Regions from separate parts of the Homo sapiens genome. Here region 1 is linked to region 2. A link is an interaction called in ENCODE POLR2A ChIA-PET data of the cell type or tissue named here. Cell type or tissue: OCI-LY7. All regions are shown on one strand. Links, peaks and the distances in the headings refer to the core of each region. The heading gives the core; the rest is flanking DNA.

What was found. Peaks named below come from ENCODE experiments on the same cell type or tissue, not always from the same donor. Only the 100,000 strongest peaks of a DNase experiment are listed, where the experiment ranks them.
Region 1: POLR2A ChIA-PET joins it to region 2 with 16 read pairs; 11 of 35 experiments call an interaction of 5 or more read pairs at or near these places.

What each region holds. Positions count from the first base shown.
Region 1 is chr10:14,548,679-14,554,993 of GRCh38, forward strand. The region is part of intron 2 of FAM107B (family with sequence similarity 107 member B); the gene reads right to left. Among named protein-coding and RNA genes, the nearest start is that of MIR1265, 120 kb to the left of the region's middle. In OCI-LY7, for the core only: no CTCF peak of the experiment used is centred there; no DNase peak of the experiment used is centred there; H3K27ac peaks cover 201 bases.
Region 2 is chr10:14,607,466-14,624,883 of GRCh38, forward strand. All of the region lies in intron 2 of FAM107B (family with sequence similarity 107 member B), which reads right to left. Among named protein-coding and RNA genes, the nearest start is that of FAM107B, 160 kb to the right of the region's middle. RefSeq lists an enhancer at 1,267-1,316. In OCI-LY7, for the core only: a CTCF peak has its summit at 10,630; a DNase peak (open chromatin) is centred at 9,886; H3K4me3 peaks cover 682 bases; H3K27ac peaks cover 782 bases.

The DNA of each region.
Region 1 (6,315 bases), core at 1-5,000, 66 kb before region 2:
TCGCCTCATTGGCCAGAACAGTGTCACATGACCACTCTAGCCGCAAAACGTGCCAGAAAAATGCAAATTGGCATCCAGCAGGGAAGAGGGGATGGCAACGGCTGTCAGGTGGACAATCAACCCTCCTCTACAAGTACACATGCACACGCACACACACGCACACACACACCGACTGAATGCTGAGTCCCCCCAAAATTCCTATGTTGAAGCCCTAACCCCCAAAGTGACAGTATTTGGAGGTGGGACCTTTGAAAGGTAATTAGGTTTAGATGAGGTCATGAGGCTGCAGCCCACATGATGGGATCAGTGTCCTTATAAGAAGAGGAAAAGAGACCAGAGCTCCTTCTTTCTCAATCTCTCTCCCTGTACTCTCCAGCCTCAATGCCATGTGAGGACACAATGAGAAGACGGCTGTCTGCAAGCCAGGAACCCAATCTGCTGGCACCTTGATCTAGGACTTCTAGCCTCCACAAGTGTGAGGAAACCAACATCTATTGTTTAAGCCACCCAGTCTGTGGCATCTGTTATGGCAGCCTAAAGAGACTAAGACACATACAAGAGTCAACTGCCTTCAAAGGCAGGCCATCCTCCTGACAAGGGGCTTGCGAGGCCCCTCAGTTAACTACTCTGGATCCCAGCTCCAAGCTGAAAGGGAAACAAGAGCAATCGGAGTTTCTTAGAAGTGCTGAGTACTCGCAGCATCTATAATAAAAGCTGCAATAAGCAATAAAGATGAGAGAAGTTTAGGCCTTTTGGCCTCAGCTTTTCCATTTATGTGAAGCCTCCCTTTTAAACTAAGGGGGCTTTGGCAAAAGTTTAAATGTAAACACATTTGTAGTGAGTGTGGGTACTGGAATAAGGGAGTAAACTACACTGCCTCTGAACTTTCCCTGATTCAACTCTGCACATTAATTCAACTCCCTCTGGAGGCTTGTGGTTCCAGGACGCCAAGCCTTGCCATTTTCCCACAGGCTGCCCTGTAGAGTCACGAGTAAACAAAAGCAGGGCAACCCCAGCTCCATGAGACCGTTCATTCACCACCGACAGTGATCTCAGTCACCCCATCACAGCACACCCAAACCCAGAAACTCGAAGTGATCTCCCCACAGGACTCAGCTGAAGCCTTTCACTATCTGTATGGACAGTAACAGACACAGGAAAACTTAAAAGCTGAATGGGAAAATGACCGCATCCTGCAAGTGAGCATCCTACTTGGCAAACAAGGAACACAGAATGATGAAAGCCTAAAAACAAAGAGCTCACTGGTAAATACCCAGACATCGGGTGCCACATGTCTATAGAGCATAACAACCGTTTTTCTTACGGGAATGGAAAGGAGGCTGTTTTAGAAAATATTCAACATTTCAAAAATTCATCTAATTCTGGAGTTAAAAGAGGCCTTCGAGAAATACCACTTCATTTTAGTGATGAGGAACAGAGACATCAGTCATAATCCAGATCCTATAGAAGTGAAGTGATCCGATTTATCTTGACTCCAACAGGATGCTTTTAAGGATCATTTAGGACTACTGCAGTAATCTCATGTCTACTTTGTAAGCGTCCATCCTCAAGTCAATTCTCTGTCTGTCTCTCTCAAAACAAAGCCTTAATAGTCACTCCTTCCCCACTACACAAGTCTGTGAGAACAACCACCACCTACCACTGAGTCTGCAGCTCTAGTCCTCGGCTGTCAGGTATGAGGACTTTTGCCCCAAGAACCAATACATATCCTCCATCAAGTTACTCACTCTGGCAATTCATTGCATTGCAATCAAGTCTGTTACTACCTAATAACTCTATGGTCAAGTGATGTTTGCCCAAAGTCTCAACACACCATCGAGGGATTTAAATCCTACAGCAGCAGTATGACTCAGGGAAAGAACAGAAAAAGGTGGCGTGGCACCCCTTAAGTAAATGCTCCACCTGATACGAAGTCCACATGAAATGGAGAAATCGGCTTCTTTCCCTGAGTTACCCAAGTTGTCATGCTTTCATTTCTTTTGTTGTAACAGGATTCATTACCCAAGAACCCAGCATCCTATCAGCTTTGACTTCACTCACAGCTCTTATCACAAAGGTCAGAACTTTTTTTAACAGTACCTTTTTCAAGTTCACATAAATAGGAGCTACTGGTTACTTTAACTAAATGAAAAGGACAAGGACAAAGGACACGTTAACATACTCATAATGAAAACTTGTCTTTTACTGACAGCTGGTTATAGAGGAAATCACTCATCACTTCGAGAGGAACAATTGTAAAATAATTATGTAACAAGAAAATACAGATCATCATAGCTAACTACTTCCTTTATGCCTTAAAAAAATTAATCTGAACAGCTTAATTACAGTAGGATAGTTTTACCTCCTTAAATGGATTAAGTACTTAAAAATGTAGCACAAAGGCCATGAAAAATGAGACAATTCTTTTAAAAGTTTTCCGAGGCAACTCAGAGTTGAAAGAACAAAATCTAAAAGTCATTCTCTACATTTTGGTTTATAATTTTGTTTTGTTTTGTTTTGTTTTTTGAGATGAAGTTCGGCTCACTGCAATCTCTGCCTCCCAGTTTTAAGCGATTCTCCTGCCTCAGCCTCCTGAGTAGCTGGGACTACAGGCGCCCACCATGCCCGCCTAATTTTTGTATTTTCAGTAGAGACGGGGTTTCACCATGTTGGCCAGGCTGGTCTTAAACTCCTGACCTCAGGTGATCTGCCCGCCTTGGTCTCCCAAAGTGCTGGGATTACAGGTGTGCGCCACCTCACCCGGCCGATAATCTTACAAATGTCAAACTGAGTAAGATTCCAATTATTTGTGAGTATACTTTATTCAAGATTTTAAAATTCAGTTTATAGTAGAAAGTACATAAACACAGTGGTACATGGGACATGTTAATTAGGAAGGACACTATTTTCCTTTTTTTTTTTTTAAGGACACTATTTTCCTAATTTCATCTATGAATCTTTAGAATTGAAGACATAAACCTTATTTTCCACTTACAAAATGTATTAGCTCTGGAAAAAAAAATATCTGTATTACCATTACTATAAATCATTATACCTGATAACAACATATTATCACCAATGTTAAGGAATATCTTTTTCTCCTTCTATAGTTTAATCCACTGAAATGCCAGTCTCAATAGTCCCTATTTGTACCTTTCTGGCTTTATCAAATTCTCCCCAGTTCTCCCCCAAAAAGGCTTCAGAACCTTCTTGGTGGCCTGTGACACTAGCTTTTCATATTTCAACCCTACAGCGGTTGGACTGTGCTTCCTGTCTACTTTTGCCACACATTTAGCCTCTCGGAGACCTGCCTTCTGTGACATATGGTGTAGTTCTATTGTAAAGGATTGTGAACTATTTTATTTAGTGTAGAGAAAAGAAAAATGACAGCCTTAGAGAAACAAAACATTTTTAATTTGAAAAGGACGGTCTGTGTGATCACATCTACTCTGTGTAATTGCCTGTGATAACCGGCATGGCTATGTGTGACCCTCCCACCTAGAAATGATGCTTGGGAAGATCTTGGTGGGAACCACAGAAGGAAGGAGGATGTTGCAAAACATTGCCACTGTGATGACCAAAGTCCTGAACCCTAAAATGGGTCACGGTGAATCCACTCAATGGTGATGGAAATACAGCTAAGAAAGACTCAGTTATAAGCACTTTCCTTCTCTGCACAATTAGACTTGCTCTAAAGAACTCAGATAAACTTTCTAAAATATCTCAGATCGGAGGCTTTCAAACGCACTTTATCTATATACAGTGATCCACTACCCACACACACCCAACAATGAAAAAAAAAAATGAAGTCAACGTTTCCAGGAGAAATACATAGCCTTTACAACATGCTGTATACTGTGATAAGTTCATTATTTTGGCCAGGCGTGGTAGCTCACGCCTGTAATCCCAGCACTTTGGGAGGCCAAGGTGGGTGGATCACTTGAGGCCAGGAGTTCGAGACCAGCATGGGCAACATAGCCAAACTCCATTTCTACTAAAAATACAAAAATTAGCCAGGCACACACTCGTAATCCCAGCTACTTGGGAGGCTGAGGCCCGAGAAAAGCTTGAACCCGGGAGATGGAAGGGTTGCAGTGAGCCAAAATCTCACCACTGTACTGGGTGACAGAGTAAGACTCCATTAAAAAAAAAAGTCATTATTTCACTTCGTTGTAATGCTTGTTGTGACCCACTAAACTAATTTTATGACCCACTAACAGACTGCCTAGCAGCTTGGAAAATCCTGCCCTAATTCACTTACTTAAACTTGCCACAGTAATTTGGCAGCTCTCTTGAGACTAGCGAAAGCACACAAAAACGTCCAACAGCAATGTACATTGGATGAGCTTGCTCTATACCACCTGTCATGATCTCTTCCAAATGGGAAACATTTAAACAGTTTTATTTGGGTTAATATTACTGATAGTAAGACATCATCTTCTCTTCCACCTAATCTTTAAACTACCTTCTCCAATTGTTAAAAAATAATCTCAACTCTTTTTACCTGTGTGTGAATGAGGGAGAGAATACAAATTAAAGATGACTTCAATAATTATATCTGTTCACAGGTAAGTTTTTCCCCTACATCATGATGAAAGCTGAGGAATAAAGATGACCGAGACAGTAAATTTCCCCACACTTACTAAAATACTTTGTAAAGCAGTTCCAACAGTTTCTCTATCCACAAAATTAGTTTCAACTGCATTCTCCTTTAAAAAAAAAACATAGTGAAAGTCAGTTAACAAGTTTCTTAATGCCAAAGCAATCATTCTATCTGCATAATTTTCTAAGAAGCTGAACAAAATTCCACACCCTTAGCTCAAATTAACAATGGGTAAGAAGGAAGTTCTCTGGTCCCTGGTACCAGGAACCAGTCAAGGGCCATTTAACCCCACCACACAGGAAACTGGGCAAAAAGAGTAGGGGAGACACTAAGAACTGAGGCACTTTTCATACTGACCAAAACAGATGAGGCAACAGTAATAGTATGACTCGCAGAAGGAGCCCAAGCTTTAGAGTCTGAGAAACTCAGCCCAGCTCTGCCACATATCAGCTGGCCTTAGTTCAGCAGCAAAAACAACAAAAATAATTACTTAACTAATATTAGCTTTGAGCTGGGCAGTCCTAACTGCCATTATCTCAGTGAATTTTTACAACACTCTGAGGTAGGTTCTGAGGGCCAGAGAGGCTAAGAAACTTGCCCAAATTCATAAAATTCATAACAATTAATAATGGGAGGGCCAGGCTTCAAACAGGCTGACTCGTTTTAAAGCGGTTCAGGGGGCTCAGGTAGCTTTCTGAGCCCGTTTTTCCTTGTCTTCACCTCCCAGGCTTGCTGCAAGGTTTGCCGCCTCTGGCCCATCCTAAGAGGCTCACTGCCACACATATGTCATATATAATTAATGTATAGTAGATATGGACTCACCTGATCACAGGCATCTCAGATAAGCTGGCCTCGCCTGTTCAGAGAGTTAGAAATGGGCTTTTTCTTTATCTCCTTTTCCTCTACCCTCCCACTGCCTTACTCCACAAACACACCTCCCCCACGAATACTTCCCACCTACCTTATGGCACTGCAGTTCACAGCACTGCAGGCATGAGAAACATGACACCCATCATGAGTAGGTTTACTAAAGGAAGGGAGGTGAGTGCTAGCATTGCTCAGACAGGGCAAAGGTGCCAGGTAATTCAAAGCCAAGACAATGACAGTCAGAGAGTCATAAGGGCCGGAACTCAGACTGGGCAGGAGGAATGAGCTGGGAGAACCATTAGATTAAACTTATTTACCCAACAAGGTCTTTGCCACCCAACAGAAGGGAGGCAGGAGAGGGATGAAGGCTGGTACTGCTGGTGTGAAATGGACTGGACCAGTTGAGACTTGGGGATCTGGTACAAATGAGAGGGGCAGGGTCTCAAACATGCCAGGAGTTCTGCTTAAGGCAATAAATAATCTCACAATGGAGTGTAGCGTTGCATAAACATTGGTTTTGGAAACAGGAAGTACCAGCACCAAGCAGCTAATAAGTTTCAACAGAACATTTCAAAACAGGGTTACACTGTCCCTTTCTTTCCTGTGTAAGGTAGATGACAAATGCTATCCCCTCCAATCCTCTACCAAAAAAGTGGGTGAGCAGAAGCAGCGATGGGTGGTCAATGAAGTTCACAGAAGTATATCAACCAAAAGCTCATTTAATCAAGTGGATGAAAAATATGTCAATAATACACCATCATCTGATGACTGATTCAGGCATTTTTTAAAGCAAATATAGAACAATTGTGAGTATGCAAGCTCCTATGGTCTAACAAGTTACCTGT
Region 2 (17,418 bases), core at 7,287-12,286:
TGGTGATATTTCCATTTGTATCCATACCATCCACCACAGTGTCTGCAACATATCACTCTGTGGGTGATAGATGCTTGTTGAATGAATAAGCCTCGTACTTCCCAGGGTTATAACAGGCAACACCAGACCCTCAGCCCGAGTCTGATATACTGTAGATTTCACATTCTGAATGTAGACAGGACTCTGGAAAAAGTCAAGGGAACTAGTGGCCTAAATAGCCTGCTGGGCTGTATTTAAGATTTTGTTCTGGGGCTGACACAGTTTATCAGGTGGCTTAGAGGGTCTTTACTGATTTGCTTTCAATACAAATACTGATTTCCCTTACATTACAAAGGGAACACTCCGCTGAATGGTTTCTGAGTCATTTAACCCATCACTGGTGATAGATTCTCTGATCTTGCATTACTGGAAAACATACATAATAATTTTCCATTTCAGAGCAGCAACCTACAGGGTCACCCATATACTCCACTATGACCTCATCCTTTAGCTTGGACATCTGGAGATCTTGCAAATTCATCCCTAAGGAAAATCGAACAAAGCAGAAATGACTATTTGGGGACGTAAAATGATACAAAGCAAATCAATCTGGAATAAGACGTGTTGCTTTTTTATTGTCTACTTTGGTCATTTTGTTCATGCGTAATCTTAAAATTGTTACTTTACACCCAAACCACCATGCTGAAGAGCTCCAAAGAGATGAGAAAAACTTAACAATGCCCTCAAGGAGGGAAATTTGTTTTGACATGTATACTCTTTTGTATCTTAAATTTTGCACTGTGTACGTGGACATTTGAATCGTAATCCATTCAAAAAGAAATAAAATCTTAATTTTAAAATCCTATTTTTAAGCCACGCTCTCTCATTCTGTGTCAATTATCTATGACTGTATAACACATCGCCTCAAAACTTTAGTGGCTTAAAATAAAAACACATGCTTTGCTCACAATACTGTGGGTTGGCAATTTGGACAAGGCTCAGCTGCGATATCTTATTTCTGCCCCATGTGGCATTAGCTTGGCTCTGTCATGTGTTTGCAGTCAACTGGGAGGTTGGCCAGGGACTGGCTTGCCCTGGGTGGTCTCAAAGTCCAGAAGTTGATGGCAGCTGTCAGCTCAGGCATCTCAGATCCACTTGTATGGCCTCTCAGCAGGCTAGATAGGACTTCCTCACACAACAGCCCCGTCCAGGAGGGCGAAAGAGGAAGTGGTAAGGCCCCTGGAGCTCTAGCGTTATGGGTCTAGAAGAATGATAGAAGTCTGTACATTCTACCATTAAAAATGTCACAAGGTCAGCCCAAATCCAAGATTTGGAGAAAGAGACCCCCCTTGATGGTAGAAGCAGTAGTCATATTGCAACAGGGCTTGAGTGCTGTACTAGGAGAGGAGGAATTCTTGTGACCATCCTTGCAAATAATCTTCCTCTGAATCAGACATGAGGAACTACAGAATGGAGGGCAAAGTAACAGGTGCTAACAATAGTCTCAAGGGAAATCTTTCTGATGATAAGACAAAAGCACTTTGGTATTCAACATAAAACCCACAAAGACAGATACAATACATTGGTATTGGCCTCATGGCCTCAATTGATAGGTCAAAGAAAATAGTTAATTTCTGCTTATTTGTTTTTGGTTTAAATAAGAAAAAGATGGGGGAAAGAAAAAACAACAAACGCTTTGGGACTATAATGCAACTAAGGTGCATTGGGTTCTAAATCAGTGTTTTAGATACCTATTGCTGCATAACATCTTACCATAGACTTAGTGGCTTATAACACCCACATATTGACTCGTCCTTTTTTTAGTCCAGAAATGGCATGACTGGGGTCTATGCTGAAGGCCTCCCAAAGCCAAAATCAAGATCTTGGCAGGGCTCATAGTTCATCTTGTCTGGAGCTCAAGGTCCTCTTCTAAGGTCATTCAGATTGCTGGCAGAATTCAGTTCTTTGTGGTTATAGGACTGAGGACCCAGTTTCTTTGCTGGCTGTCAGCTGAGAGCTACTCTCAGCTGCTAAAGGCTAAAGGCTGCCCAGAAACCTCATCATGTGGCCCTCCCCATCTTCCAGTCAGCAGTGTCTCAGCAAATCCTTCTATGCTTCCAATCTCTGACTTGGCCATCTAGGGCTCTAGACTCAGACTTAAAGTGCTCATGTGATTAGGTCAGGCACACCCAGATCATCTTCCTATCTTGACAGGTAACTGACTTGAGACCTTCCTTACATCTGCAAAATCCCATCACAGCAATAGCTAGATTAGGGTATGACTGAATAACTGGAGAAGTTGTGTGTATACCAGAGGCCAGGAATTGTGGAGGCTATCTTAGAATTCTATGACAGATGGAAGGACAGGCAAACAGACAGATGCTCTTTAATATAAACATAGAATGTGAGGGCAGGCAGAAGGTGGAAACCTTGGAGAGGTATCACATGCAGAGCTCAGCAGTAAACCAGGAACCAGGCCTAAGAAGGAATTCTTATTGAGTAATAACCGAATTCCCACATGGTCCGTTCAGTGGTTACCAAGTCTTCATTGACCCCTGATGACCTGAATACTGAAAACAATAGGGAAAGGAAAACGAAGTTAAGAATATGGCATCTAGGCCGGGCACGGTGGCTCACGCCTGTAATTCCAGCACTTCCGGAGGCCGAGGCGGGTGGATCACGAGGTCAGGAGATTGAGATCATCCTGGCTAACACGGTGAAACCCCATCTCTACTAAAAATACAAAAAATTAGCCAGGCATGGTGATGGGCGCTTGTAGTCCCAGCTACTCGGGAGGCTGAGGCAGGAGAATGGCATCAACCCGGGAGGCAGAGCTTGCAGTGAGCCAAGATCACACCACTGCACTCCAGCCTGGGTGACAGAGCAAGACTCCACTTCAAAAAAAAAATAAAAAAGAATATGGCATCCTAATTTTATCATTTAAATAGCATAATCATGTAAATATAACAGAAGTCCCTTTATTTTGCTTAACTGTTTTGCACAATTGTTGTATGACGTTAATGTAATATTCCATAACTCAGGAAGATAATGCCTTTCAATAAAGAGACTTAGAGAACTCATTTGTGGAAAATCTTTGTGAAAAGTTGTGTGGTTTGCCAAGCAAATATAGCACATGCATACCTTTTTAAATTAATAGTACTTAGGAAGGATCAAAATGATATGCCCAAATCTGAAAGAACATGCTAGAAACCAGATGATAAGCTGTTTCATTAAAAGAGCCTCTGTGCATGAGCATTTGTGATCACAGGAATGGAATTACTTCATTAAATATGCTAACAGCACCAACAGTAAAGATGAGTATTGTCCCCTGCAGTAGTTATCCACTACAAAAGCATTTTGCAAGCTCCAAAACAGAGCTGTATTTCATAATGTAACTGAGTACTTTGCCAATTCTAGAGAGTTTAAAAATTCAGGAGAGTTTTATTTTCCAAACATTTAATATATGTACTGCCTAAAACACTTAATTTCGTTTTTAAAGAACACTTGCTTTTCATTGTTCACAATTTTAAAATCAAAGGGACTCTATGAAATGGTGGTTCTAACTTGTAACTGCACATCGCGAAGAATCGAGAGAAACAGCTGTTACTCACATAAACGACTACTGAATGATGCAAAGATCTGCATTTTACGTTTTTTTCTTTACATGAATCCAAAACCAGAAAAAAGGATTTCCTGAGAGTCTTCCTGTGTATTAAAACTAAAATCTCTAAATAGCAAAGAGAGGGGAACAAAATCCTTAAGCGCTCATCCTGTCAAAAATATTAAGGTAACTTAATGGTCGACACTAATGAGTAAACAAACCATCTCTGCAATTAAGCAATATGAAGATAATTTCTGTAAATTTCCTAATTCAAATAACTGACATACAATACAAATGGCCAAATTTCTGTGAACATTCTACAGTTTGCTCCAACTTTTTTTTCTTCTTTCTGATATTCGCTCTAGATACAGACATTTCCATTAGCGGGAAGTATCCTTTGGAATGCTTATATTATTAATAACTAGTTGAATGCCAGTTTTATATATATATATATATATATATATATATATATATATATATATATTCACCTAACTTCTATTAATTGCAATAAAATAAGTTCATGGAAGAATGGAAGGAAGGCTAGGCTAGGACTAAAGAGATCTGCCTGGTGACCTCGGATAAGAAACTTATCCAAAGCTTCAGTTTCCTCTGGACTTAACAGTAAATGAATTCATAGTTATTTCTGTAGTCCAGAAGTGGCACGGCTGCATTCTCTGCTGAAGGCCTCCCAAAATCAAAATCAAGATCTTGGCAGGGCTCATAGTTCATCTCGTCTGGAGCTCAAGGTCCTCTTCTAAGCTCATTCATTTATAAATATGTATAAAAATATATATGCATAAATTTTTCCTTGCTAGTTATTAGCTGGGAGTCACTCTCAGCCACAAAATACATATATTTATATATTTATATCCTCATACATATAAAACATTTATATGTCCTTATACATGTGTGTATATGTGTATGTGTGTGTATGTATGAGTATAAATATATATACATGTTATATACATAAGTCCTTATTTATATAAAAAGTTCCAGCTTTAGTTGTTGTGCTCCCCAGGCTTGTCTGGAAGAGAGAGCTGTGTGATCCACTCCAATCTTAGAAGTAAAGTTCAAACTGCAGCTAATGTTAAATCGTGCCAGAGAAGGTTTACTTATTAACTCTGCTTAGAGAAGTGTGTGACCCACACATTTGAACTGCTAATGATTACTGGACTTTTAAAACTGCTGTTCAAGTAATAACATTCTTCTATTTGTTCCACCAAATTTAACATGAACTAAAATCCTAACTAATGTTAGTGTTAGCTGGATAATATTAATAAAAGTTGGAACTTTATAAGGAAAAAGAGAGAATGAATGCATGATGGAAGGACAGAGTCCTTGGGCAGCTGAGGGCAGTTTCTGGAAAGGTTTTGCAATTCTCCTTGTTCGTCTCTCAGTTGCCATCAGCACTCAGAACAACCTGCCCTGTCCTTCCTTACTTACCCTGTCCAAGATTCCAGCTTGTTCTGGTGGCCTCCTTTTTCTAAGTCCACAGCTAACACACATTGCAGGAAACTGTACTTTGACAGGCACCTGCTTTTCTCAGCTCATTTCTCTCTGCAACAATTGCTTCAGCCATTTGCTATCATTTGTATCATTTCATACACAAATAATTACAAGGACAAAATAAAGAAATACAAAGATATGATAGAACTGTCCTTGTCTTTGACAGACCAAAGAAAATAACAGACCTTTGTCCAAAATGATAAGTGACAGGCTGAGAGACAAAGACACACAGAGAAAGAACAAGTAAAAAAGACTGGGAATAAAAATGGAGACATAACTGTAGATACCCCAAAACTAAAAACAGCATACAAAACCATGATGAGCAACTTTGTCTGGAAATGCAGATGAAATAAAAATTCCTAGAAAAATACAAGTCGCTACAAAGTGACTCAGGATGAAATAGGTAAACTTTCTTTTTTTAATTTTATTTATTTATTTGAGACAGAGTCTCACTCTGTCGCTCAGGCTAGAGTGCAGCGGCGCAATCTCAGCTCAGTGCAACCTCCACCTCCCAGGTTCAAGCAATTCTCCTGCCTCAGCCCCGCGAGCAGCTAGGATGACAAGCGTGCACCGCCATGGCCGGTTAATTTTTGTGTTTTTAGGAGAGACAAGGTTTCACCACGTTGGCCAGGCTGGTCTCGAACTCCTGACCTCAAGTGATCTGCCTGCCTTGGCCTCCCAAAGTGCTAGGATTACAGGTGTGAGCCACCTCACCGAGCCCATAAACTTTCAATGAATTGAATTGGCAATTGAAATGTTATCATAGAACAATAGAAACCTAGTGGTACGGAAATTGATTTTAAGAATGATTTGCTCATGACCATTCTTAGCTTGATTTGGAGAGATTCATAATCTTTTAAAAGACAGTTTATCCATGTGACTAATGAAAAGCAGAACTTCTCTTCTTACTCAGAACTTCCTTACTTACCCCATGCCTCCTTACTAACCTGACAGTTTTTTCACTGCACAAACTTCAAGATAATCTTAATTTCCTCACTTACGCCCTACATCTACTTTGGCGACAAAACCAAGACATTGCTTTCTCTGTCATTTCTCTCAAATCTACATTTTTCTCTCCATCTCTATCAAATTCTGCCTGGCCCACAGACACACAATCCTCAGAGTGCATATCCACTAATACTGCTTTCCTTCCGTCTGCCCCACACAAGCATACACTATGACTCAAGTCATCTCACAAACAGGCCACATCAGCTAGGCTAATCTAGTAAAACAAATTATACAACGCTTTTCCCTCAAAGCTGGACGACTGGCTTTTCTTTTATTAAAATTCAAAGTCAGCTGGGGGCAGTGGCTCACACCTGTAATCCAAGCACTTTGGGAGGCCGAGGAGGGCAGATCACTTGAGGTCAGCAGTTCGAGACCAGCCTGGGCAACATGGTGAAACCCTATCTCTACTAAAAATACAAAAATTAGTCAGGAGTGTTGGCGGGCGCCTGTAGTCCCAGCTACTCGGGAGGCTGATACAGAAGAATCGCTTGAACGTGGGAGGCAGAGGTTGCAGTGAGCCAAGATCGCGCCACTGCATTCCAGCCTGGGCGTCAGAGTGAGACTCCATCTCAATAAATAAATAAATACAATTTGAACTTGCTTCTTTCTTTCCCCCTAAACAGTCGTTGTCCTGGGAGGTTCACAGATCACATGAGGTCCTGTGGGCTCTTAGAGGCTCTGAGCACGATCAGAAGCCATCAGTGTGTGTGTGATACTGAAAGCCAGGAGCCTGCATTCACCACCAAGGGAGAAACTGAGGCCTGTGCCCAGGGCGCTCTGGCATTTAGTGGTCGGGGAGCTGCTGGGAACTGGCAAAAGAGACAGAGAAGGAGTCAGGTGCAGTGTCTCACGCCTGTAATCCCAGCACTTTGGGAGGCTGAGGGAGGTGGATCACCTGAGGTTAGGGGTTCAAGATCAGCCTGACCAACATGGTGAAACCCAGTCTCTACTAAAAATACAAAAATTAGCCAGGCATGGTGGCGCATGCCTGTAATCCCAGCTACTCGGGAGACTGAGACAGGAGAATTGCTTGAACCCAGGAGGCAGAGGTTGCAGTGAACCAAGATCGTGCCATTGCACTCCAGCCTGGGTGACACAGCAAGCGAGACTCTGTCTCAAAAAAAAAAAAAAAAAAAGAGACTTAGAGAAGGAATGGCCAGTGAAAGTGAATGGGACCCAAGGGAGCTATGAATGAAACCTGGAAACCAAGTGAGACCAGGGTTTCAAGCAGGAGAGGATGTGATGGGCACCTTTGTGAAACGCTGCTACCAGGTTACACGAGACAGGGACTGTTTACCAACCCAAGAATCACTCGGGGAGCAGCAGGGGTGAAGACCTGGCTGGAGTGGCTTCAAGACATAATGGGAAAAGAGGAATTGGAGGCAGCTAGTATAGGCAGCTTTGTCAAGGGTAGTAGACGGAGGGGAATCCAGGGCCAAGAAAGGTTTTGTTTCACTGTTTTGCTTGTTTTTAAAAATGGCAGAAACTGCTGGGTGTGGTGGTTCACATCTGTAATCCTAGCACTTTGGGAGGCCGAGGTGGGTGGATCACTTGAGGTCAGGAGTTCGAGACCAGCCTGTCCAATATAGTGAAAACTCATCTCTACTAAAAATACAAAAATTAGCTGGGCATGGTGGCATGTGCCTGTAGTCCCAGCTACTTGGGAGGCTGAGGCAGGAGGACCACTTGAACCTGGGAGGTGAAGGTTGCAGTGAGCTGAGATCATGCCACTGCACTCCAGCCTGGGTGACAAAGTGAGACACCATCTCAAAAAAACAAAAAAAAAGGCAGAAACAAATAATTTTCTATAAGCTGATAGGAACGATCTTGTAGGGAGAGAATTAATGGATATCTTTTGGTCTTCTGGACATTAAGCCTAGGCCTTGCTGAAGTGAACTCTACTCTAGCCAAGTTTCCTGTGAGGCATAAATACACCCACTTCCACCTCCCAATCTTCATTCATGATGTTCCCTCTGGCAGAAATGCTCTTCCTCCCCTCTGTTAGCAGATCCAAGTTTTGCCCATGCATTAAGTTTCTGTTCAAATCTTAGGTCTGCCACAAGGCCTTCCTTAACTTTTATAACCTAGACCAAGTGCTTATTTAATTTTTTAATAGCACTGAGCATTTATAAATTACTTATTAAGTATCTCTGTGTGGAAAGGAGTGAGCTAGATTTGGGAACAGAGTAAGTTAAATAAAAAGCACCATTCCATACTCGAGAAGCTAACAAACTTCTTATTTGTCCTAAGCAATAATTTTTTGTATGTGTTCCCTAATTACCTTGTCAACTTTGAAGGCAGGCAGGAATCAATGTTTTAATCTTTTTTAGTGCCTAGCACAATAAGTACTTCATAATCAGAGCTAGATAGATATTTATCAAATTAAATTAAAAATAAATATGACGGAATTACTTAGGCATACTTCCCAATTGTATAAAAGAATCACAAAAACTTCCCTTAATAGTTTATTCCTTCAAACATTTTGTAACAATTATTTTAAAACTTTCTAAAAGAGGTTGGATATGTCCCTGCTATGTTAAATAAAGAGCCTTAAGGACAGTGGCTTTTTAAAAAAATAATAATAATATTGACCTGCTTGTGGATGACTGAACTGAGTATCTTTATTGAAAATTTTGATAAAGCTGAACTAAGGGCATGTTGCATGTTTGTTGGAATGACTCTTCTTAAGACTCAGTTTTATATACAGGAAAAAATCTGATTAGCAGTTCTATGGAGCTACTGGAAACTCGAGCTTCAAAAACACCACAGAAATGAAAAGACAAGGGGCATTGTTTTTACTGAGATTTCCATAATTCTCACTCCTCTTCTGATGACATAAAGTAAGCCCAGGGGACTATTAATGAGGTTGAAAATGAATATGCCTGAGCTGTAATCACACCAAGAAATGGATAAAAGGTATTGTTCCATTGCCTAGGTCAGCCTGGTATAAAAAAATGGAAAGACCCAGTGGGTATATTATTGGCAATTTTGTGGCAGACTTTCTTCTAGGCATATTGGAGAACACAAAACTTTACAGAGTAAGAACAGCAATAATGAAAGGCACACTCGAGAGAGTAAGGAGGCTGGACTCAGTGGCTTATGCCTGTAATCCCAGCCCTGTGGGAGGCCAAGGCAAGCAGATCGCTTGAGCCCAGGAGTTGGAGACCAGCCTGGGCAACATGGGGAAACCCTGCCTCTGCACAAAAAATACAAAAATTAGCTGGGTGTGATGGCACATATCTGTGGACCCAGCTACTTCAGAGGCTGAGGTGGGAGGATGCCCTGGGAGGTCAAGGCTGCAGTGAGCCATGATTGTGCCGCTGTACTCCAGCCTGGGTGACACAGGGAGACCCTGTCTCAAAAAGATAAAAATAAAATAAAAGAGAGAGAGAGAGAGTAAGGAAAGTAAAAATAAAAATAAGGCAGGCAGGTGGGTGAATAAGAGAAGGATAAGGAAGAGAAGAAAAAGGAGAGGAGCAATAGGAGAAAAGAGAGAAGAAAGAGAACCGAGAGGAAGAGCTAATTACAGACAAGAATGCAGCAGGAGTGAAGAAAAGGAAATAAAGAGGCTGGAAAGGAAAAGGAAATTAACTGACTCGGGATATTTTCAGTTTTTTTTGAAGATCATGCCCCGGTTTTCACTGTGAATGAAAGACTCAGGAAACAAGCCTTTCCTGTTGAGACCTGTGTGTAATTCCTGCTCTGCACCTTGCTAGCAATTGTTGCATATCAAGATAAAAGCATCTGCAAAGAGAAGGGGCTTGCACTTGAAGGTGGAGCAGGGGGGCCTTACTGGTTTTAATCCCTGGAGAGGATACATGTCTCTCAAACTTGCAACAGGAAGTGAGGGAGAGCCTGGGTCTTGCTCACAAGGAGTCAAGCCACTCAGGAGACACTGTCTTTTCAAAAATGGTCTAAACTGAATATGATTTAACATAAAATTGTACATTCTGGCATCTGAAGCTTAAGATATCCTAATTTCACAATTGATGGCTGCTTAGAAGTGATGAAACACGTAAGTGGCTATCTGTGTTTGAGCAGAGACAAAAGTAAAACTGTGTGCTCAGAGCTTCAACACATGTAAAGCAAGAGCAAGCTGTCCTGGTAGGGAAGAAAGGACACTGCTGCATCTAGGAAGGTGCTGTCCGGTCAGGAGTAAAGAATAAACAACTAGAGACAGTTTCAGGTAGACGCCAAAAAAAAAAAAAAAAAAAGGCCTGAGACAGGCCCATGACCCAGAGTTTGGTGCCTAATTACCATGGTGGCGCATGCCTGTTTTCCCAGCTACTTGGGAGGCTGAGACAGGCGAATTGCTTGAAGCTGGGAGGTGGGGTTTACAGGCGTGAAGCACCAAACCCAGCTTCTTGAAGTGAAATTTATATACAGTAAGATTTACTCTTTTTAGTCTACAGATCTATTAATTTTGACTCATGTAATACAGTTGTGTAACCACCTCCACAATTATCATAGGGAATATTTCACCACCTAAAAAAGTTGACTCATGTCCCCTTGTGGTGAGTTCCCTCCTCCCCACCCACAGTCTCTGCAATTTTTGCTCCATAGTTCTCCCTTTTCCAGAATGCAACATGAAGGGTATTATACAGTTCAGTCTCCTTCAGGGCTGCTTTCACTTCACAAGACGCTTTTGAGATTTCTCTATGTTCTTGGGTGTATCAGTAATTCGTTCTTTTTATTTCCAAGTGGTATTCCATTGTATTGTTTATCTCAGTTTATCCATTTACAGTTGATGAACTTGGCTTGTTTGCAGTTTGGGGTGACTATGAATAAAGCCGTTATAAACATCTCACACAGGTCTGTGTGAGAACATATGTCATATGTTTTCATTTCTCTTGGGTAAAAACCTAGGAGTGGGACTGTCGGGTTGTATGGTATTATGGGTTGGATTCTGTCCCTTGCCCCCACGCCCCCCAAAAAGATGTTGAGGCCTAATCTCCAGTCTTCGAATGTGACCTTATTTGGAAATAAGTCATTACGGGCCGGGCTTGGTGGCTCATGCCTGTAATCCCAGCACTTTGGGAGGCCAAGGCAGGTGGATCACTTGAGGTCAGCAGTTCAAGACCAGCCTGGCCAACATAGCGAAATCCCGTGTCTACTAAAAATACAAACATTAGCCAGGCATGGTGGTGTGAACCTGTTATCCCAGCTACACAGGAAGTTGAGGCAGGAGAGTCGCTTGAACCCGGGAGACAGAGGTTGCAGTGAGCCGAGATGATGCCATTGGGTACCAGCCTGGGCGACAGAGTGAGACTGCTTAAAAAAAAAATAGTCACTGCAGATGATGTAATTAAGATGAGGTCATATTGGAGTACGGTGGCCCTTAATCTGACTGGTAAGTATCCTCATAAGAGGAGACGAGACACAGAAACAGACACGCAGGAAGAAGATGGTCTTGTGACAACAGGGGCAGAGATTGGAGTGATGTATCAATAAGCTAAAGGGTGCCAAGGATTGCCAGCAAGTACCAGAGGTTAGAAGACATGAGGAAGGAAACTCTCCTATAACCTTCAGAGGGAGCTTCAGAGGGATTTAGAGGGAGCACCGCCTGTAGATCCCTTCATCCAACACTTGTAGCCACCAGAAGTGCGAGAAATAAATTGCTGTTGTTTTAAGCCACTCACTTTGCGATACTTTGTTACAGCAACCCTAGGAAAATAAGGCAGTACGGTCAGTCGGTGTACATTTCACTTAATGGGCACTTTTTCCCAAAGTGCCCATATTGACGTTCCCACCAGCAATGCATGAGAGTCCTGGTTGTTCTATGATCCATCAGCAGTCGACACTAGCAGTGTTTTTCATTTTAGCCATTCTAATAGGTGAAGAGTGGTTTTAATTTTTATTTTTCTAATGGCTTATTATGTTGAGCACCTTTTCATGTGCTATTTGTCATCCATATATCTTCCTTAGCGAAGCTTCTGTTCCAGTCTTTTATCCAGTTTTTATTGGTTGTGTGTATTTTCTTAATAAGTTGTAAGAGTTCTTTTACAGGCATGTGTTTTCTAAATATTTCCTCCCCATCTATGACTTCTCTTTTTATTTCCTTAACAATGTATTTTGAAGAAGAAAAAACTTTAAATTTGAAGGCTTATTTATCCATGCCTTCTTTTACGATTTGTGTTTGTGTCCTAGCTAAAAAAAAAAAAAAAAAAAAAAACCTTTGCCCAAGCTAAGCACACAATTACATTCTCTTATGTTTTCTTTTAGAAGTTTTATAGTTTTTGCTCTTACATTTAGGTCTATGACGTATTTCAAATTAATATTTTCATATGGTGCTAGGCAATGGTGTAAAGGTTGAATTTCTTTTTTTTTCATTAGTATACAGATGTTCCATTGTTTGCTTTTTGAAAGGACTATGTCTTATACATTGATGAACTTGGTAGCTTTGTTGCAAATCAGTTGACCGTGTAAGTGTCTATCTACGTCTGGACTTTCTTTCTTTCTTTTTTTTTTTTTTTTTTTTTGAGATGGAGTCTCGCTCTGTCGCCAGGCTGGAGTGCAGTGGCACAATCTCGGCTCACTGAAACCTCCGCTCCCAGGTTCAAGCCATTCTCCTGCCTCAGCCTCCTGGGTAGCTGGGACTACAGGCGCGTGCCACCATGCCCAGCTAATTTTTGTATTTTTAGTAGAGACGGGGTTTCACCATGTTGGCCAGGATGGTCTCGATGTCTCGACCTCGTGATCCGCCCACCTTGGCCTCCCAAAGTGCTGGGATTACAGGCATGAGCCACCGCGCTTGGCCTATTTCTGGATTTTCTATCCTGTTCCATGTCTCTGTATATCTAACCTTTCATCAACACCACCCTTTCTTATTTGTATTACTTTACAGTAACTCTAAAATTCAGGTTTTGTGAGTCATCTAACTTTGTTGTTCTCCAAAATTATTTTGGTTGTACTAGGCCCTTTGCTTTCATATACATTTTAGAATAACGCTGATTTTTTTCAAAATGCTTACTGTATTTTTTTTATTATTATAATTTAAGTTCTGGGATACATGTGCAGAACATGCAGGTTTCTTACATAGGTATACACGTGCCATATTGGTTTGCTGCACCCATCAACCCGTCAACTACATTAGGTATTTCTCCTAATGCTATCCCTCTCCCAGCCCGCCATCCCCCCACAGGCCCTGGTGTGTGATGTTCCCCTCCCTGTGTCCATGTGTTCTTATTGTTCAACTCCCACTTATGAGTGAGAACATGCCGCATTTAACTGATGTCTTAATATATAGTCTTCTGACACATGAACATAGTATATCTCTCCATTTATTTAGGTCTTGTTCGATTTCCTTATCAATGTTTTGTACTTTCCAGCATACAAACCTTACATACATTTTGTTAAAGTAATCCCTAAGTATTTCTTGGTTTTGATGTTATTGTAAATTATACATTTTTAGAATTTCAATTTCCAATTATTTATTGCTTGTATTTAAAAATACAGTTGATTCCCACAGATTGACCTTGTATCTTATGAACTTGACAAACTCACATATTATATTTCTTAGTCATTTTTTAAATAGTTCTTTGGGATTTTTAATGTAGATAATCATGACTTTTGCAATAAAGACCATTTTATTTCTTAGGTTCTCTGTTTTTTTAAATTTGGCATTCTTTTCAGGGAATTTCAGGGAAGAGGCATGTCCACAGCCAGTGAGGAGAGTGAGATTTGGTTTCACATTTCGATGTTTTGAAAGCAACATTAAACTGCTGTTTATATTATGTAGACTCCTTTCTTACTTTTTCTGTTTAACAGAAAAATTCTGTGGCCCTGTTATTTGTGTTCTGTGACTGACTCCTACTGCAGACTCTTTGATTCTAGATCTTAAGTGTTCAAACTATAATATTCCCTTTGGATGAAATATTTCCTCCTGTGGTCCACTTTTTAAAACGTATATGAAATGGGACATTTTGTGGCTAGACATAAGCCAACGCCACAGGGCAAGGAAAAATTAAAACAAGACATTTGATTAAAGAGTGAAGACAAGGAATTAAAGAATATAAAAAGGAAACTAATTTTTACCTTAGTCAGGCTGCAATTCTATTAAAAGAAACAGGATACATGGCCCTGAGAACTCCCCTAGGTTCCCAGACTAGAAGCATCTGTTGATTTGAAGCTGGGGAAGAGAGGAAGGAGCATAAACAAGATTTGAAACAGGATTTGGCTTTTTTTGAGGCCTTCCCAGCCGATGTGGGGTGGCACCAGCCCCATTCCACAGCTCGCTTGTTAGCTGCTGAAAGCGGAGTATAACGCTTGGAGAGCAAAAAGAAAGGGAAGGAAAAATTCTTCAGAGTAAAAAAAAATGTACAGAAGTACCTTGCAGTTAAGAGAGGGTCTGCCAAGTCAATGAACACTAACAATAAAATATGTTCAAGTTGCTCTGTGATTCCAGGTCTTTTCTCTTCCAACTAATCAGATGCATCTTAAATACCCCAAAACATGACCGCTTATACCAACAAAGCTTTTCCACAGTCTCTCCATGGAGTAACATTCCTGGCTTTTCATCTTGGCTTCTCCATCAACACATTTAATAAAGTCCATCTTTCAATATTCATTCAATAAACATCCATGCATCCAACGGGGGCCAGGCAATATGTCAGGACCTAAGAATATGGAGATGAAAAATGAGGTCACTGCCCTCAGCAGACTTACAGCCTAGCAGAGGAGACAGACATTGGAGCAAACATAATACAATAAATGCTGTGATGGACAAGCACCTGGGAGCTAGTATGAGAGATTTTTTTTTTTTTTTTTGAGATGGAGTCTCGCTGTATTGCCCAGGCTGGGGTGCAGTGGTGTGATCTCGGCTCACTGCAACCTCTGCCTCCCTGGTTCAGAGATTCTCCTGCCTCAACCTCCCGAGTAGCTGGGACTACAGGTGCATGCCACCATGCCTGGCTAATTTTTGTATTTTTAGTAGAGACGGGGTTTCACTATGTTGGCCAGGCTGGTCTGGAACTCCTGACCTCGTGATCCACCCGCCTTGGCCTCCCAAAGTGCTGGGATTACAGGCATGAGATTCTTAAACCAGGCCAGAGAGAGAAAGTCAGAAAGCTTCCTGGAAGAGAAGGCATCTAAGCAGCACATTAAAGCTTCCGTACACTAGACACACTCTTATTGGCTATTTTGGTTCAAGTACATGGTCAGTTAATCAGAACAGGAAATTACAGAAACATAATGTATGCCCTAAACACTTAATTTAACATAAACATATGTTGAGCATTTGTGTCCCAGTTTATTTGACTGCAGGCTCACAGTTTTCCTTTAAACATAAATCTTCTGATTGGAGTTCCCTGTAGAAATCACAGGGATTTCTTTCCTGTAGAAATCACCACACTCCTAATGCATTCATTAACTACACAATTTCTAGTTTGCCTCTTCAAAGGGGAACAGGAATGTGGAGAGAATTGCAAAGCAACCTGAGTAAAGCATCCTTCTTGACTGATACTAGTTTATCCATCTGATACAATTCTCTTACCCACACCTAATTTGACAGCATTTTGTTTTAAGCTGCTCATGTTCATTCTTGTCAAAGCAATTGACTTGATTTTGATTATCACAACCCTCTTTCTTTTGGTGTTCATCTTTTGTTGATTTAATATTTAATTATACAACAGTATTAAAATAACAACTAGCACAACAACGCAATAAAGCAATAAGGCAAACGCACCTTATTCTTCTTAAGCAAACAACTCAATCAGTAGACACAGAAGTAGGTGGAGGACAGCTTATCACCTGCAAAAGTCCAGCAGGCCACAAGACTCACCCTGTGCATCTTTCATCAGGAATTTAGGTGACAGTTAATCCCAACTGTGGCTAAATAAAGATCTGGTAAAACATCTACTGCAGAAAAGGTACAGACATTCAAAGGAGAGTGACCAACACAGAGAGCTGAGATGGGCACAAAGGAAGCACACATATTCAGAGGAGGAGTCGGGAGAGCTCAGGCGTCAAGCTAACTAGCTCAAAACTGGGTCAGCGTGGTGGCTTACGCCCGTAATCCCAGCATTTTGGGAGGCCAAGGTGGGCAGATCACATGAGGCCAGGGGTTTGAGACCAGCCTGGCCAACATGGTGAAACCCCATCTCTACTAAAAATATAAAAATTAGCTGGGCGTGGTAGTGCAGGTCTGTAATCCCAGCTACTCAGGAGGCTGAGGCATGAGAATTGCTTGAACCTGGGAGGAGGAGGCCGCAGTGAGCTGAGATCGCCCACTGCACTCCAGCCTGGGGGACAGACGGGGACTCTGTCTTAAATAGATAAGTAAATCGCTCACACTTGGGCTATGTATCTTAAAGGCATATGAAACAACTCATTTTCCTTAATTTTTCTGTCGCTCAATGAGAATGTCAAACTCATCTTTCTCAACGTCAACACTGAACACTGGTGAAGACACCACTATTTTAATGAACATGCCAACATTTGTTACAAAGCCTTCTCCTGAAGAATGGAGCATCACAATATATCAGTTGTGTCATCAGCAACCACCGTACTGACCCCTAAAGGGCTCCTAGCAAACATAAAACAATGGAGAGGCAGGTGAGGGAAGCTGGTGCCCAATTCACAAAACCCACAGAGGATCATTAAAAAACCACTAGAGGCTTTGAAAGAGATCTATTAACTATACAAACAATGGAGTGGCTATAAGGATGGTGAATAAAACCATGAAAGCCATCAGAAGACGTGAGAAGTGTGGAAGCTGTTCCAAGGCTGGTGGGAAAAGCTGGAGAAGAAATGGCCAAGCCAGTTTCCACTGGGTCACGGCTTTGTCTATCCTGCCCCATCTCAAAATCAAAAGAACTTGAGGGAGTCTCAGCACTTCTGGGAGGCTGAGGAGGGTGGATCATTTGAGGTCAGGAATTGGACACCAGCTGGCCAAAACGGTGAAACCCCATCTCTGCTAAAAATACAAAAATACGCCAGGTGTGGTGGTGTGCGCCTGTAATCCTAGCTACTCGGGAGGCTGAGGCAGGAGAATTGCTTGAACCCAGGAGTTTGAGGTTGCAATATACAGAGATCCTGCCGGTGCACACCAGCCTGGATGACAGAGCAAGACTCCGTTTCAAAAAAAAAAGACTTGAGGGTCAACTCCCAAAGAACTTGAACGTCCCTGAGTCCGTTTTCGTATTTGAGCATAACAAGCTGCACTCATGACAAATGTCATAAAATAACTAAAGCAGCTGGCAAACGCAAGAAAAGAAAAACAGAGTGGGTGGAGCTGTTAAATCAATAATACAGAGGTCTGAGAAGCAGAAGCACATACATAAGGAAGTTCCTTTCTCCAGATCAGTAGATATTCAAGGGTAAGAACT